Regions from separate parts of the Homo sapiens genome. Here region 2 is linked to region 1. The links are chromatin loops, found by intact Hi-C in ENCODE. Cell type or tissue: GM12878. All regions are shown on one strand. Each heading gives the region's core, and the rest is flanking DNA. Links, peaks and the distances in the headings are about the cores only.

What was found. Hi-C counts contacts between places; a loop is a spot of excess contacts. Peaks named below come from ENCODE experiments on the same cell type or tissue, not always from the same donor. Only the 100,000 strongest peaks of a DNase experiment are listed, where the experiment ranks them.
Region 2: a loop joins it to region 1, with 3 times the contacts of the local background. A loop is called at or near these places in 2 of 110 quality-filtered maps.

Annotation. Positions count from the first base shown.
Region 1 is chr13:102,590,462-102,593,383 of GRCh38, forward strand. LOC107984588 (a long non-coding RNA gene) reads right to left here. Exons shown (of 2, transcript XR_001749984.3): 2 at 2,876-2,922. Among named protein-coding and RNA genes, the nearest start is that of TPP2, 5.1 kb to the right of the region's middle. RefSeq lists enhancers at 1,438-1,987, 1,528-1,747, 1,778-2,107, 1,988-2,535 and a silencer at 1,577-1,752. In GM12878, for the core only: a CTCF peak has its summit at 1,616; DNase peaks (open chromatin) are centred at 1,620 and 2,197; H3K4me3 peaks cover 1,016 bases; H3K27ac peaks cover 1,214 bases.
Region 2 is chr13:103,138,967-103,141,888 of GRCh38, forward strand. No RefSeq gene overlaps it. Among named protein-coding and RNA genes, the nearest start is that of SLC10A2, 74 kb to the left of the region's middle. In GM12878, for the core only: a CTCF peak has its summit at 1,493; a DNase peak (open chromatin) is centred at 1,485.

The DNA.
Region 1 (2,922 bases), core at 160-2,659:
CTTGATCATGTTCTCTTTCTTGAAGGATGTTTTCATTAGCTACAGAATTCTGGGTTGGCGATTATTTTCTTTCAGCATGGGTGAGCTGTCGTCTCATTGTCTCCTGGTTTTCTTCATTTCTGTTTGGAATCGGTTCTCAATCAATTGCTGCTTCTTTGAAAGTAATCTTTTTTCTCTAACTACTCTTGCCTTTTCATTTTTTTTTTACTATGATGTCCCCAGATGTAGATTTTTTAAAATTTATCTTGCTTCAGGGCCATCAGACTTTTTGAATATATAGGCTTTCAACTCTCAGATATTGCTTCTAAAGCATTTTCTTTCTCATTTCTTAAAAGCTTGTTAGAACTTCCCACTATTACATCTATTACTCTTTTCATCTCTTCTGTGTTTTTCATCCTTTTATTTTTCCAGGTATTTTTTAGTATTTTCTTGCAATTTATAATTCTTTTTGGCTAAATGACAGTAACTATGAAACTCATTCTTAATTACGAAACCGAGTTTCTTAATTAAGAAACTGAGTTCCTAATTTTGTTTTGCTTTTGTATTTTTCAGTTCTAAAATTTCTTTTTGGCTCTTTCTAAATTGGCTTTGTCTTTTTTAAGTTTCTGATTTTCTGCCCAAATGCTCAACTATATCTTTATCTTCCTGAATGGAGTAAATATAGGTATTTTAAAGTATTTTGCTTCTGCCAGGCAGAACTAGCTGAGTGGGTTTCAGCCTTGGCTACCCATTAGAATAATCTGGGTAGATATAAAATATCTCAATGCCCAGGCGAAAATCCAGACCAATTAAATCAGAATATCTGGAATTCTGGGAATCTGTGGGCTCAAGTAGCGATATTTTTAAGGTTCTCCAGATGATTCCAATGAACATATACCATTGAGAATAATCACCTTGATCCAAGTTCAGGACTTAATATTATCTATAATGTGATATCCCTCTGGGGCCAGTCTAAGTTTACTTTCAATTTATTCCTATTTGTTGGGTGTGGACTTTGCAGCCTCAACCCAAAATATAGGTTTTCCATGCTGTTCCCACTCTTGGCAGGCTCTGGCCTCCACTCTTGTACCCATAGCCCTGGGAGGCTGTAAAAAAAAATTCTGTCTCTCAGCTACCTCTTTACGCACTGGCAAATGCCCTGAAAGGCAAAGCTGTCTCAAATGTTAGGCTTAAGTCTCTGAATTTATGTCTTTTACGCGAACTCTTCACCACCCTGTTAGCTCTCTGATCCTTCAGGAAGGTATCTTTCAAGCAGATATTTTTCATACATTGTCCAGTTCTCACTTTCACCAGAAGGCCTGGTCCAAACTGCTTAGTTTACCATTTTATTACTGGAGGCTCAAGTACCTGGAACTTGATGTTGTGTAGTTTACTTTGGTTTGGAGGTATGTTAGCAAAGTGGATATTTGTCACGATTTCCTGGCATCATTGGAAAGCTTTCCTATGTTTATGGAATTTCCCACATTTTCAGTCCTGCTCTCCAGGTAAGAAATCAGAACTACTTGATCAGGCTTCCATACAGCCAGGCACGGCCTTGTAACTTAAACTTTGCTGATCAGGTCGCCCTGGCTTTTGGACTCAGTTATCTTTGGTAGAAACGGTAACGACGGCTTTTGCCTTTGGGGGGCAGCAGTGGCGAACCTTCATGCATCCGAACCTGTTTCTTTGGTGTGAGCTATTTTAGTTTCGGGTCCTCGGGGTGGGGGCGGACGTGTTGTGAGGAGCAGGGATACGTGTTAGTGCCTGCGCGAGGTCAGGTAGTCAAGGGTCCACAAAAAGCTGAGAGAGGCATCAGGCCGCGATGCAAGTCTGACGCCGAGTAAATAGGAGAGGCAGAGAGGCTGGGTGGAAGCGCCCTGGACCACCACGCAGTCCAACTTGGCAAAGCCGGCCGGGGAGTCCTGGAGCCTGAGACAGCAGTCCGCGAAATTGCCCGCCTCCCGAAACAGATCTGCTCCAGCATCCCTTCGCTTCCATCACGGGCTGGGAGCCGCCCACGGGAGGTGCGGCCTCGCTGCAAGGCAGAGGAAGATTTCAAAGCCCAGCGGCTGGCACATGTAGGATGCTTATGCAATCTCTAGAGTCTTGGAAAATTAAATTTTAAAATATTCTCTAAACGATAGGCTGCAGCAATAGTTGCAAGGAAGGCGATTCATAGAAAGCTATTGCCTTCCACAGCACCTGTGCCTTGGATTGCAGCCTCAAATGGGGCAGGTGACAGGAAAAACATCTGACTCAGCACTTCCTGCTTTGAACAATGCTGGGTGAGAGAAGTTGCTGTGCGTCCAGCCTATTATTAATACTTTACCCTCCATAAGATGACCAACGCCTAGGCCTACTGACCTTGTTTTTGCCTCTCCTCCTCCTCCTCATTTTTTTTTGTTTTATTATTATATATTATTACAGATTATCCATGTTTCTCTACTTATACTCTCTACTTGTTTCCAATATCCAATGAACTGTCACACAAACTGTCTTAGCATTAAAAATTCCCCCCAGTGATAATGTCATTAAATCAAAGGAGGAAAAAATGTAAGCACTTATAATATGTACAACATTTGGCTTGAAGACAAACAGTAAATGACTGTATTGAGTTAAAGTGATTTCAGGGGTTATATAAAATAGTGGGTTTCAAACTGGTACATGGATAGTTTCGATGAAATCAATTTCCAGATGCCTGAAGTCAACCACTTTTTTCTAAGCTTATCTGCCTGGCAGCGTGCCTGTGGCGGAAAGACATGATTCTCTTTTGCACCTATTTCAGTGCTGGGTCTCCCACCTTTTAGGGAAAAGGAACACATCCCGAATCTTACTATTATGCACCACCTGCAGGTGTAATAGCCTCTGGGGCATCAAATAACGGGACAATTTGAAATACTATCACTAAAACTTTATTTAATATCAAAGTTCAATAACCAATCC
Region 2 (2,922 bases), core at 308-2,807, 550 kb after region 1:
AGAGTGTTGCAGAAACCAATAGAAGAAAGAGCTCCAAGAAGGAAGGAGTGGTCAACTGAATTAGGTACATGTGGAAAGTCGAATACCACAGCTGTGGAAGAGGGTCCAGTGGGGGCTCATTGGCAGTCTTGATTTGGTCAGTTGATGGAAGAAATAGAAATCTGTTTGGAATCAGTGATGAAATTGGGAAGCGAGAAAGTAGAGACAGTGGAAACAGCCTTTACTTGAGGTTACGCTGTGAAGGGGGCATTGCATGGTAGTTAGGACACTTGTACATTAAATATTGTTAAGGTGGAAGGTGTATCATACATTTGTATTTTAAAGGGAGAGTTCTGGTACTGCGGGAGGCTATCATCTTATACCAGTCAGAATGGCTATTACTAAAAAGGCAGGAAAAAAATAACAGATGTTGGTGAGAATGCAGAGAAAAGAGAGTGTTTGTACACTGTTGGTGGGAATATAAATTAGTACAACCTTTATGGAGAACAGCATGGAGACTTCTCAAAGAACTAAAACTAGGAGGACCACAGGATCTGGCAATCTGGATATCTGGATACCCAAAAGAAAAGAAATCATTCTATTAAAAGGATACCTGCATTCATCTGTTTATTGCAGCACTAGTCACTATGGGAAAACTACGGAATCAACCCATGTTCATCAATGGATGAATGAATAAAGAAAATGTAGCATATATACACAGTAGAATACTATTCAGCCATAAAAAATGAAATCAAGTCTTTTGCCTCAATATGGATGGAATGGAAGACTATTATTTTAAGTAAAACAACTCAGACACAGAAAGACAAATACCGCATGTTCTCACTTACATGTCGGAGCAAAATAACATACACATGGACATAGAGTGGGAATGGTAGATGATGAAGACTCAAAGCACTTTCAGGGTGGACATGGGTAGATAATGAGAAATTACTTAATGAGTGCAATATACATTATTTGGATCATGGATGCCCTAAAATCCCCAACTTCACCACTATCAATACAGACATGTGACAAAATTACACTTAGACCCCATACATTTATACAAATACAATTTAAATTAAAAATGCAGATGAGATAGGAGATGAGATAACTCCTGAGAGTAACCAAGTAAAGCATTCGCAAAGGTGAGTGAGGATAGGCACAGAGCACTAAGTGAAGGGTGGGTTTTGATTCCCTCTGGGGCACTTGATGTGTCTGAAGAGGAAAGGCAGAGGACAGACAAAGATATGCAGAGGCTGGTGAACTTGGTGGTGTCAAAATGAGGAAACTCCTCTTATGGCTTCCATTTTCTCAATATAACAATAAAATGATCTAAACATAGAATATGCTATACTATAAGTATAGACAGATTTAGGGGAACAATCCATTAAAAATGTAAAGGGGTGCGGGGAACAGATCCGTAGCTTACAGTGGTGAACCATCAGCTATCCAGACCCATCCATGTCCTCGGGTTTCTTTGTAACTGAGGTCTTGAGCAACCATGTCTTATTAGATATCAGCACCTACTGATAAAATGTGGGTATTGCAGTCCAGGGCTGCTGAATGTGAATGGTTCGAAGCTTCCCATTTCACAGAGAATAACATCCAAACTCTATCTCAAGGCCCCATATCTGAACCCAGCCTCTGCTCCTGCCTCAGCTTTTCTGGAAGGTTTTAGAAATACATTTTAGCACTGGAGTAGCTGAAAGGAGACCCTTAAAATGAGAAAGATGGCAAAGAAAAAGTGATTCGTTATTAAGAAAGTGCCCTTTTAGCTGATTTCTTAGAAAGATGTATTCTTTGAAAATGAAGTTTATGTTTTATAATTAAAGTCTGTGAGATAGTAGAACTTTTGATCCATTAATCATTCCGACCTTCCTGCTTTTGACTTCTGCTCAGCTGGCCTTTGTTACTCAACATACCAATATATCCAATTCCTCCCTTCTCAGAGATGCTTTCGAAGTCTGGTTTGTGGATTTCTCTTCCTTAGGCAGCCTCTTAGATACTTGTAGTTGCCCAGGCCTTGATGTTTAGCATTTTTCTCTCCACGCTGGGTACTTTCCCTCTTTCCCCGGGCAATCTCATTCACCCCAAAGACGTGAACTATCATGTATGTCCTCTGGTAACCCAGAGATCCGTATTTAGTCCCATCTCCTCATTGAAGACTGGGAATGGGTGGTCCATTCCTTACGGATTTCTCTTATCAATGCTCCACCTTATGTCTTACATTTAATTCAAAGCAAACTGGATTTGTCACTCCCCTCACTTTCAAAATCTGCCCTACCTCTGGTCTGAAGGTTGGTCAATTCAATCTTCTTTCTTACAGTGGCCCAGGTGAGAAACCAAGGAATTATGTTTCCGTCACTACCTCTGGTATCCTTAGTCCTTGGTGTCTCTCAAACATGTTCCCGCCTTCCTTCCTCTTTTCTCTTTTTTGCTGGACTTTTCCAAGAGCAACACCATGTGTTTCTTCTGTATCTAGTCCCTGTTCCTTCACATTATTTTCTTCTTACCTACTTCTCTCGTCCCATTTCTTGTTCCTCCTCTAAAAGCATAGTTGTAGCTTAACCAAACTGCTTATCTCTCTATGAATACATTAATCTTTCATCTCCGTGGCTGGCACATGACTGAAGTACTCTTTATATCTAATTAACTCATTAATTAACTGATCCATCTATTCATTAACTATCCAACTGTTAACTTTGTCTTATTTTAAATTTTGATTCATTTATTTCTTAGCACAAAGCCATTGTTGTAGTCACTGAAGAAGGGGAGCCAGGAGGACCCTCGCTTTTCCTTTAAGATCCGACTCAGAATGGGATTCTCTGCGATGCCTCCACGACCCCTCATCTGACCTAGGCTGGGTTGGGCATTCCTCCTCTCTGTCCTCACATCACTGTTACACACCTTCATCAGAGTACCTGGCACACAGTGTGTCATTAT